2 separate regions of the Homo sapiens genome follow, and region 1 is linked to region 2. A link is an interaction called in ENCODE POLR2A ChIA-PET data of the cell type or tissue named here. Cell type or tissue: HepG2. All regions are shown on one strand.

What was found. ChIA-PET counts read pairs that join two places held together with the same protein. Peaks named below come from ENCODE experiments on the same cell type or tissue, not always from the same donor. Only the 100,000 strongest peaks of a DNase experiment are listed, where the experiment ranks them.
Region 1: POLR2A ChIA-PET joins it to region 2 with 6 read pairs; 2 of 35 experiments call an interaction of 5 or more read pairs at or near these places.

What each region holds. Positions count from the first base shown.
Region 1 is chr17:6,794,992-6,797,491 of GRCh38, reverse strand. No RefSeq gene overlaps it. Among named protein-coding and RNA genes, the nearest start is that of FBXO39, 20 kb to the right of the region's middle. RefSeq lists a cis regulatory region at 1,244-1,261 and an enhancer at 1,180-1,324. In HepG2, no CTCF peak of the experiment used is centred here; DNase peaks (open chromatin) are centred at 881 and 1,351; H3K4me3 peaks cover 650 bases.
Region 2 is chr17:7,037,982-7,040,481 of GRCh38, reverse strand. It overlaps SLC16A13 (solute carrier family 16 member 13), which reads right to left. Exons shown (of 4, transcript NM_201566.3): 3 at 1,593-2,330; 4 at 365-719. The coding sequence ends at 520. Among named protein-coding and RNA genes, the nearest start is that of SLC16A13, 3.2 kb to the right of the region's middle. In HepG2, a CTCF peak has its summit at 2,123 (motif pointing right); a DNase peak (open chromatin) is centred at 1,210; H3K4me3 peaks cover 1,862 bases.

The DNA.
Region 1 (2,500 bases), 240 kb after region 2:
TAACCCAGAGAGTCCATGTCTTGTCATCTTTGCCCTCCACCACCACTCTAGCATGCTCTGGGGGTGCCAGGCTTGGGAGTGACAAGGTCAGAGCCACCCTCCCAGGGGAGCAGGATCATATTTGGGTAACAGTAATGAGTAATGGCATTAGAACCCACATTTGGTTCCCGTTCAGTCTGGGCTCCATTTAAACGTAGTTTCTCATTCATTCATGCCCAGCCCTGATTCTTTCATGAGTCAATTTTTCTGTGGCTTATGTAGGTATGACACAACCTCAGGCCATCCCAGATAATTGACTGATGGGCAACAATAGTGATGACCTGTCACACTTGGCTGTGATCCACAGTTCATAAAGTGACTTCTTGTATATTTTCTCATCAAATCTTTACAAAAACCTGAAGAGGCTGGTATGATTACTAGCTCCATTTTATAGATGGGATGCTGGCCTTTATGTCAGACACACCAAGGTTCAAATCCTGGCTCACTCTTCCTCTTACTGTGTGACCTAGGGTAAGTTGCTTAGCCTCTCTGTGCCTCTGTTCTGTTATCTCAGAGTCATGAGGCCTACACTGTCCTTGTGATCCACATAGCCCTTTTCTGGTGTAGCACTTTGCCATCCCAGGCTCCGGGATAGAGGAGGCTAGTGAGATTTTTGTGGTTTCCAATAAATATTCTTACAGCCTACTGTTGACAAGTGCAGATACCCAAAGCTACAAAACTAACAAGAAATTAATAGGAACACTGATGCTGGATTCTGAGCTCCCTATCATAAGGAATAAAGTACCTGATCACGAGTCAAGCTGGTATCTCTCTCCCCCGGGCAAAAGAGAGACCTATCCTTGCAGCTGCTTAGACCTGCTGGCTAATCCATTGGTCTCTTGCGCAAACAGTCCTCTACTGGCGGGGGAGAGGAAGGAAAGGGGGAGTGGATGAAAAACACGAGGAATGGAGGGCTCCACCTCAGACACTAGTGTTGCAAAGGACACACACCAGGGCAGGGCTGGTGGCCATACAGTCAACAGTCTCTTGTAGTTAATTTATTTTTACAGGGCATATGTAGTATTGAGGCAAACCAAGTCTGACTTACAGAAAATAGCCCAAGGAAGGAAAATAGGGAGCTGGAAAGAAGAAAGTCTTTCAACTCTGCTTAATTAAGTGAAGAACTGGCTCCCACGATCTCACTTTAAGTCCATTGACTACAATTCTAGCTTCCAAAGGTCACTCTGCTACTGGGATCTAGTTTCTGTGACCACCTGATAAGGATGAGCTAACCTTTAACTGAGACCAGATCTGAAGTAAATTAAGTAAACATTCTTTGTTAATCACTGGCACTTGTGTTTTTCACAATGAGCTAACAGTGTTTAAGATCTGGCTTAAAGGCAACAATCTCCACTCTTGCAAAAGAGGCTCCACATTTTCCAGGCTTTGATGAGAACTTCGACATAAACGTCAAACACAGTTCCTGCATCCGAACCGATTCTGAGGCCTTGTAAAACCTGCCAAAATAATAGTTCCAGATACATCCATAAATCAATGAAAACCATATTTAACAGAAAGAGAATAACCTTATTTAGGAGAATCATCATATACAGTCTACCTAACGCCACTGCTAAAATATTGGAAATGAACTTGGTCCATAAGAAAGGTACTTGGAGGCCTGGTGTGGTGGCTCATGCCTGTAATCCCAGCACTTTGGGAGCCCACGATGGGTGGATCACCAAGGTCAGGAATTCGAGACCAGCCTGGCCAACATGGTGAAACACCATCTCTACTAAAAAAAAAAATACAAAAATTATCCGGGTGTGGTGGTGGGTGCCTGTAATCCCAGCTACTTGGGAGGCTGAGACAGGAGAATCGCTTGAACCCAGGAGGCAGAGGTTTCAGTGAGCTGAGATCATACCACTGCATTCCAGCCTGGGCAACAAAGAGCAAACCTCCATCTCAAAAAAAAAAAAAAAAAAAAAAAAAAGAAAGAAAGAAAGAAAGAAAGGCACTCGGTCACAATCAATTGTTCTATTTGCTGCTACCTGAAGAAGACTAATATGTTTAATTCAGAAGACAATTTTCCAAGTCTTTTTTCCTCTACGTAAAATTTTTCTCAGCTAATTCTCCAAAGTTAGTGGTGCGATTTTTTTATCCCTCCCAGTTGTTAATTTTATAATTGGAGAACCCCTTATATCACTGGTCCTTCTTGTGTGAAGATCTGGCACACGGAGTCAGCTGGGCTTTAAACTTGGGGGCTTCCACACCCTGGGAAAATGCCAACATCAGTCACTGTCTCAAACACCACCAGAAAATACTCCTGAGAGATCATCAGTTGAAAAAATGAATCTTAGAAAAAGTTTTAAATCCCACATGCAATTTCTCAGGCAAGTAAACAGTTCATTCTTGCGTGGTGGCATTAACGGTGTCAATGTTAAATGAAAGCCAGTTAGAAACCGTAGGGTGTTATGGAACAATTAGGTACCTTAATCCACTGAAACAAATGAGGAAAGTATAA
Region 2 (2,500 bases):
TGGGTGTGGTGGCTCACGCCTGTAATCCCAGCACTTTGGAAGGCCGAGGGGGGGGGGGGGTGGATCACAAGGTCAGGAGTTCGAGACCATCCTGGCCAACATGGTGAAACCCTGTCTCTACCAAAAATACAAAAAAAAAAAAAAAAAAATAGCCGGGTGTGGTGGCTCCCGCCTGTAATCCCAGCTACTTGGGAGGCTGAGGCAGGAGAATCGCTTGAACCCGGGAAGCGGAGGTTGCAGTGAGCCGAGATCACATCACTGCACTCCAGCCTGGGCAACAGAGCAAGACTCCGTCTCGGGAAAAAGAAAAAAGAAGAAAAGGTTAGGAGAGTAACGGAGAAATAAGAGTCCTCAACAAAATACAAAGGGTTGGCACACACATTGCAGGAGCCCCAGGCCTGCTCTAGGGGGAGGCAGATCAAGAATCTTAAGGCACTGTGGTTCTGTGGAGACCAAGACGTGGCAAGAGAAGACCTGGAGCTGTCAAGCTTTGGCTTTCTGGGCCTGACTCTGTGGAGTTCAGTCCTCTTCCAGCCCCTCCTTGGGTAGGGGAACTTTAGTATCTAGTGCTTCTGTTACAAGGTCCTGGGGCCCGGAGGTAGTAGTTGAGAAGCAGAAGAAGTGGGGCAGGGTGAGGAGAATGCCACTCCCTGAAAGAAGGAAGGCCCCAGCCACCACAAAAGAAGCCGTGTAGTTGCCTGTCACATCCCGGAGGTAGCCTAGGTCCAAGAGAGAAAAAGAATACACATGAGTGATCTATTTGCTGGGGCTGAGGGCTCAGATACATTTTTGGGTGGAGGGAAGACTTATCATCTCAGAGGAGTTGGAACTCCCATGGAATAGTTGGATAAACTTAAGAACTCTGGTTTCCCAAAAGGGCCTCAAAAGTTAATTTCAACCACCTCCCCGCCTTCAGAAAGGACCTCCAAACCAGCCTGCAGGGATTTGGAGATCCAGATTGAGTCAGGCATACTTGTGCCTTTCTTTCTGGCAACTGTGGCCTTTCTTTTTTTTTTTTTTTTGAGACGGAGTCTCGCTCTGTCGCCCAGGCTGAAGTGCAGTGGCGCGATCTCAGCTCACTGCAAGCTCCGCCTCCCGGGTTCATGCCATTCTCCTGCCTCAGCCTCCTGAGTAGCTGGGACTACAGGCGCCCACCAACTGTGGCCTTTCTAAAGCTTCAGTTAATGGGTAAGAGGAGATAAAGGTCTGAAAGTTCTGGCACCCTGAGCCAGCAGAACTTTGACCAGGTGCCTCAGATACCTGGTTTGGGGCCCAGTAGGCCAAAGGAAAGGGTGCACACTGGAATGCTACGTCTGTGTCTGGCCAGGTTCTGCCAGGTCCTCTGCAAACCCAAGCCGTAGGCACCCTGCCAAGGGTTCCACTTAGCTTCTTTTTGTCTTTCCACTCAGACTTTCCCAGCCCCAAGTTCTTTGCCCCATGGACCCATTTCAGGGATGCTATGGTTGGCCACGCAGGCTGTGTACTGTACTACACCAGAGGGCAATATTCACATACACTGTAATGAGAATAGTACCCTCCCCTAGTTGTGCAACATGGCAGCCCTCACCCCCTGGGAACCCCATTCCACTTACCTGAGAGAGGAGGCCCCAGCAGCCCCCCGATGCTCTCTATCATCTGCAACAGTCCCAGGCCACAGTAAATCCTTCTAGTCCCTATTAGTTCAGGCAGCACGGAGAAGGCCAGTGGGGCCAGAGCCCCTGATGTGAAGCCGTAGGCCACAGCCAGAGCCACCAGGGCTGTGGGAGCCTGAGCTACAGGGAACAGGGCTAGTGACACCCCAGTCAAGGTGGTCCAGAGCATCAGGAGTCGTGTCACAGGCCCTGGGACTGCATCTCCCAGCCATCCGGAGACCACACGCCCCACGAGGTCAGAAATAGCAACAACTGAGAGTAGGAAGGCAGCAGGTAGTGGGTCCCAATCCAGGTCCTGGAGATGGGCCACCAGGTGGAGGTAGGGAATGAAGTAGCCAGTGTTGATCAGGGTGAGGGCAACAGTGTAACGGAGGAAGGGGCCATGATGGAGGAGAGAGGTGAGTTGGGCCCTGGGACCACCCACAGCAGGGTCCTCAGCCAGGGAGGGTGGGCGGAGGAGAGCACCACAGGCCACTAGGTGGAGGGAGAGGGCAGACACCAGCAGCAGGGACCCCCTCCAGGCGTAGTGGCTGAGCAGCCACTGGAAAAAGGGGGCAAATGTGAAGGAGGAGAGGCCCACGCCTGTCAGTGCCAGCCCGGTGGCCAGGGATCGTCGGCGAGAGAAATAACAGGACAGGCAGGCCAGGGTCGGAGCGAAGGTCAAAGCCCAGCCAGAGCCTGTCAAAAAGGAAGAAGTGGTGTTGAGAACTCTTAGGGAGCTCAAGGCACACAGTAATCCCCGCATTGCCCAGCAGCAGAATGTAGCACTTGCTTCGGAGTCCCACAGACCTGGGATACAATCTTGGCTTGGATACTTCATAGCTGTGTAACCTTGTGTGTTTTACTTA